Linked DNA regions of Homo sapiens: region 1 is linked to region 2. A link is a loop called in an ENCODE intact Hi-C map of the cell type or tissue named here. Cell type or tissue: chondrocyte. All regions are shown on one strand. Links, peaks and the distances in the headings refer to the core of each region. The heading gives the core; the rest is flanking DNA. Region 1 has its middle 98 kb from the start of LINC02421. Region 2 overlaps LOC105369812 (a long non-coding RNA gene).

Region 1 (2,918 bases), core at 114-2,613, 390 kb after region 2:
ACCCTCTGTCCATTTTTAAACACTTCCCGTCTGGGGCCAAGATTCCTCTATCTCCAGTCACCTTGCATGCTGACTGGCTGCATAACAACTATTTTAAACTTAGTCTTTGGAAGGAGTTTAACCTTCATTTAGTAGAAGGAGATAATACTTTGTTTTCCTCTGGCTTTGATATGTATCTTCCATAGTTAGAATTCCTATTAATGTTTTAGGTTCTGCTTCGCCAGAGTGAAAACAAGGGCCTGTCTTCAAGCAGGTTAAGACCTAATGATACACTAAGTGTTTAAAAGAATTCTTTTCTTTAAAACCTCTCAAAAATGAAGCAAAGTGAGGGCTGGGAAACAACAGGCACACAAGGGACTTGATAATGATCTTGAAATTTGTGAAGGGTTATTGTACAAATGAGGATTCAGAAGCAGTGATATTTTTCAACTGATAGTCCAACAAATAGTAAGTAAAACATTAAAAACAAAAAGTAAAAGGCCTTTTATTTCAGCAGAATTCCAGAATTTGTAAAATTATAAGGCTCAGGAAATTTGAAAGATGCTGATACCTAAAGGAAGCTGAGACACAACTTTAAAAAATATTTCACTATGTGCATACAGCTTTCTGGAGAAACGGAACCGACCCATTTCTGAGGTCCCTCTATGGCAGCCTGTGCAAGGCACACAAACACCCCAAGATATTTTCTTATGGCCTGTATTTTATAAAAGAGAAAACAGAGACTCAAAGATATTAACTTGTCCAAAGTCATGCAACTAGTGAGTGGCAGAATAGGAATTCAAACCCAGCTTTGACTCCAGAGCCTGCACTCTTCCCATTAGATCATTCTACATCCTTTTTTGGGATGGTTTAGTTGCCAACTGGGGATAAAATAAATGGTCTTTTGAAATTCTTTCCATTGCCTGGATTCTATTCTCCCTTATTTGATCCCAATATTGGCCTTAACACTGTTTAGCAATTTGTTATACTGAGAACATGGGTTAGGAAACAATACAATTTGATGAGTTTAATGTAAATTGTTTTCAAACTTAAGTTCTCACTCTTACTAGGTCACAAAATCTCAGTGAGAAGGCACCTCAGAGTTCATCCGGTACAAGTCAAGTCCAGTGTGTAATTCAATCTGTCTTTCTCCTGTCTTTCAGCAAATATTTAGTAGCACTATGCGTTAAGCAGTGTATATACAGCAGTGAGTAACACAGACCAGCCCCTGCTATCATGAAGCCTTTTCCTTGTTGCCGCTGCTCTCTTCTGCATTTTATAGCTGCTCATTCGGTGGAGTAGGATAGACTCTAGCTAATAAAGGAAAGAGAAAAGGCCAAACCATTTCAAAGACTCTCTTTTACATAGCTTATTAAGAACCCCCTGTTGAATGGTTGACATCTAAGGCAGTAATTGGGTACATAAAATTCGATCTTAGTGCTTTGCCCTTAGTCTGTGGTCTTATTAGCGAGTTTAAATGCATTTTCCCCATGTGGCTTAAAGATTGTTAAAGATCTAGAAATACTTTTTGACTCGTCTGAGCAGACAGGAAGACAGATGGACTTAGAGAGTAATGGTTGGCAAGAACATGCTGTTAGTAGCTTGATTTGAAGGTGGTTCTGAGAAGGATCTTAGAGATTTCAGTGGGTGTCTGAGACAGGATTTACTTAGAAAGGGAAAAAGAAAGTGACTGTAGAGACAGCCCAGGGAGTATGACATCACTGCAGGAGCAGAGTGGGAAGGCCGGGAAGAATAGTGTGAAATAACACCTACCAAAACATACGCCAGAAGACAGGCAAAGCCCCCATGCAAGAATGCCACTTGTTGCCTAAAGCACCCTGTGCATTTTGTTACTTTGCCTCCGTGTAGATCTGTCTTATTTTGTCTTGTGTGTGGTTAGTGATACACTGATCTCTCTCCCTCCGTAAGAATGAAAGTGAGTCAGAGCAGGGAACCGTGGCTTAGTCATCTTGGAATACCCCAGTACCTTGCTCACTGTCTCTTAGACAGAGTGGGCGGCCCAATAGGATAGAGGATCTAGAACTTTTTGATTGGGTAAAAGGCCTATACTTAGCAATAGTTTTTGAATAATAAATGAAGTTAGGGAGAAAAAAGCAGAAACGTGTCCTGTTCCAAGCAAGCTTGGAGGGAAGAAAATAGAGCAGTTCAGAGTTGTTTTTATTCTTTCAGAAGTCACTAGCTAAAATTAAAGAGCATCAAAAGATGAAAGCAGGGGGCCATTTGCCTTGTTTTATCATAAGCAAAATCCTGATTTGTGGGGTTCGTTGCATATCCTGCTTCCCTAGGCCTACCCAGCCTGGAGTTAAAAACAGTAACCAAACAGAATTTGCTTTAGTTTGCCCCCAGTTTCCCCTACAAGAATTTCAGTTACCTTTGAATCTCTCCCTAATTGTTCTGGGAAGTCCAGGAGTTACTTCACTTGTATTCTCATCTTGGCCACCATCTGCCAGGAGCCACTTTCTTCTTCTCTGCTCAGCAGCTGAGAGGTTGCCAAGAAGCCAACAAGAGGCTTCTGATAAGTGTATGCAGGCATTAGGCATCCATTTTCAGTGTGCATTAAAGCCCACTGTTCTCCCACCCTCCATTGCAGATGTAGGCCCATATGATGACTTCTCAGTCCATCATTTCTTTCTGTACTACAGCATGCTCCAGTTCTTCTTGGTGAAAGACAGTATTGTTAGGTGGTCAAGAGTGTGGATTTTAAATTCAGAGAGATGTACATAGAATCCTGGATCTGCCATGTTTGAGCTATGTGTCCACAGGCAAGTTACACATCCCTTTTAAGCCTTAATTGGAGAAAATAATGACCATATCATTGGATCACTGTGATGATTGGATTAGATAATGTATGCAAAATGTTTACTAATTAGAAGAGCTCAATAAATGTTAATTATTTGTATTACTGCCATGAGTTACCT
Region 2 (2,918 bases), core at 265-2,764:
AAGGATGGTCATTGTTCAAAAGAATTGAATAAATTCCCAGGGATTTTTGGTCACTTTAATTATATTCTCTCACTGCACTCAAACGGCAAGACAAAGCCATTCTCTGCCTTTTGTGAGCTGTATGTAAGCACCCTGCTTATCTATCTATCTGTCTAATCTATTACATTTTATTGTGGTATGATTAACATGTAAAACATGTACATATTTAATGTAAACAACTCAGTGAGTCTGGGGATAAGTGTCCACTCATAAAACCATCAAACCTGTAGACATAAATAATCATCTCTCAAAGTTCCCTCCCATCCGTTTGTTATTATTATTATATTGTGGTAAGAACACTCAATATAAGATCTACTCTCTTAGAAAATTTCAAGTATACAATACCATATTGTTAGCTGTAGGCACTATGTTGCAGAGTAGATCTCCAGAACTTATTCATCTTTCATAACTGAAATTGTATATCCTTTGACCAACACCTCCGCATGTCTCCCTCCCCCCAGCCCGTGGTAACCACTATGTCTCTGCTTCTATGAGTGTGACTATTTTTAGATTCCACATATAAGTGCAATTATACAGTATTTTTCTTTCTGAGTTTGGCTTGTTTCATTTAAATAAATAATGTCTTCCAGGTCCGTCCATGTTGTCATAAATGACAGGGTTTCCTTCTTTTTAAAAGCTAAATCAAATTCCGCTGTGTATAAATACCACATTTTCTTTATCCATTCATCTGTTTTGGACACTTAGGTTGATTCGGTATCTTGGTTATTGTAGATAATGCCACAATGAACATGGGAGTGCAGATATCTCTTTGAGTTACCAATTTCATTTCCTGATCATATGGTGGTTCTATTTTTAGATTTTTGAGAAACCTCCATCCAATTTTCCATAAGGGCTATACCAGTTTACATTCCTACCAACAGCACACTAGGATTTCCTTTTCTCCACATCCTCACCAACATTTGTTTTTTTTAATCACCCCACTTTAAAACCACAGTGATAACTTGGTGAGTTTGTTAGTTCTTTAATGCCTGCCCCTCCCTGCCTGCCTTCTGGCATGTCACCCACATGCAGAAATGCATGTTGGGGAGGACGTGTTGGTGCTTCAATATGGGAATAAAAGATCTTTTCCGATGATACAGATATCTTCCTTGTTCCCTACCTCCTTTCCTTTAGAAAATGCACATATCCTCTTCAGGAGATAAAACCTACCCTATTCATGATGGGACAGCACTTTTCTCACTGCCATCTTGAGCCCCATATTCAGGCTACTCATTCATTCATTCATTTGTTCGTACATCCAGTACACAGTGATAGAGGTCCTACTATGTGCCAGACATTATTTGAAGTGCTTGTAATAAAGTAGCAAACAAGAGAGTCAGGGGCCCTGCTTTTATGAATCTTATCTATCTATGGAGCAAAAGGACACAGTGAATAATCAAATAAACAAGTACATGGAAAGACAGCTTTGGATGGTGATGAGTGCCATGAGTGAAATACAACGACATGATAGAGAATGACCAGGGAGGGGACTATCTGGGAAGGCCTCTCTGGGGAAGTCGCATTTGAGATTAGACCCGAGAAGAAGGAGGAGCCAGCCATAGACAGGTCTGGGACAGAGCATTCCGTGTTAAGGGAACATCAAGTGCAAGGGCGAAAAGGCCTCCTTAGCTTGCTGGGAAGCCAAACTTTGCTTTGCTGAAGTTGACAGCGGCTGGGTGTCCAGACGCATAGGCCAGTTTTCTACTCTCCAAACCATGTCACCAGTGAGTGCTCACAGGTTCAAGAACATAGGCTATCTGCTTCACTCCTAACTGCCCCTTTTTGCAGGGTTCTCTCCAGCGAAGAGAATAACACAGATTGTAGAGCTGGTTTTAAGTCACCACCTTTGCTCAATTATCTCGATTTCTCTCTAAGCCTCTAAAGCCTTTGCTGTGATATGCCTACAATACTTACTGAAGCCAAAAGTAGCACACAATTATTCCCCTTAAGTAGTACTAATAGTCATATTGACTTTCAAGTCTTAAGACACTGACCTTAGTTTGGGGACTGATAGTGGGACTGATGTAATGCCCATCTAAGAAAGGATACCTGGGCCGGGTATGGTGGCTCATGCCTGTAATCCCAGCACTTTGGGAGGCCAAGGCAGGTGGATCACCTGAGGTCAGGAGTTCGAGACCAGCCTGGCCAACATGGCGAAATCCTGTTTCTACTAAAAATACAAAAAAATTAGCCAGGCATGGTGGTGTGCACCTGTAATCCCAGCTACTGGGGAGGCTGAAGTGGGAGAATCACTTGAACTCGGGAGGCGGAGGTTGCAGTGAGCTGAGACTTCGTCTCAAAAAACAAAATAGAAAGGACACCTGTGTAGGGGTGAGCAGACCAGCCTCCTGGTGTTCACGGATGAACTTAATCAAGGAGAGTGGGGGGTGGGGCAAAACCCCTTTACAAATCAATTACATTGGAGAAAGAGAAGCAGACTTCAGATAGAAAAGTTATTTACTATGTGTTAAGAGCTATCCGTCTTCTTGGAGTAGAACGACCCATGAGTATGTTTTTGTGAAAGTTCTTCCAGACACGTGGAGGAAATTGTCCCCCCCTCTATTCTTTACTCCTTATGTGCCCATCATCTCTGGAAGTAGTTGAAATACACAGTGCTGTGGTTTGATTCTGTCCCCACCCAAATCTCATCTCGAATTGTAATCCCCACGTGTTGGGGGAGGAACCTGGTGGAAGGTGTTTGGATCACGGGGGCGGTCTCCCCCTTGCTTTACTCGTGAAAGTGAAGGAGTTCTCACGAGATCTGATGGTTTAAAAGTGGTATTTTCCTCTACTCTCTCTCTTGCCTTCTGCCATGTAAGATGTGCCTTGCTTTCCCTTCATCTTCTGCCATAATTGTAAGTTTCCTGAGGCCTCCCCAA

What was found. Peaks named below come from ENCODE experiments on the same cell type or tissue, not always from the same donor. Only the 100,000 strongest peaks of a DNase experiment are listed, where the experiment ranks them.
Region 1: a loop joins it to region 2, with 2.0 times the contacts of the local background. A loop is called at or near these places in 3 of 110 quality-filtered maps.

Annotation. Positions count from the first base shown.
Region 1 is chr12:67,826,330-67,829,247 of GRCh38, forward strand. No RefSeq gene overlaps it. Among named protein-coding and RNA genes, the nearest start is that of LINC02421, 98 kb to the left of the region's middle. RefSeq lists an enhancer at 1,405-2,604. In chondrocyte, for the core only: no CTCF peak of the experiment used is centred there; no DNase peak of the experiment used is centred there.
Region 2 is chr12:67,436,236-67,439,153 of GRCh38, forward strand. The region is part of intron 3 of LOC105369812 (a long non-coding RNA gene); the gene reads left to right. Among named protein-coding and RNA genes, the nearest start is that of LINC02420, 4.9 kb to the right of the region's middle. In chondrocyte, for the core only: no CTCF peak of the experiment used is centred there; no DNase peak of the experiment used is centred there.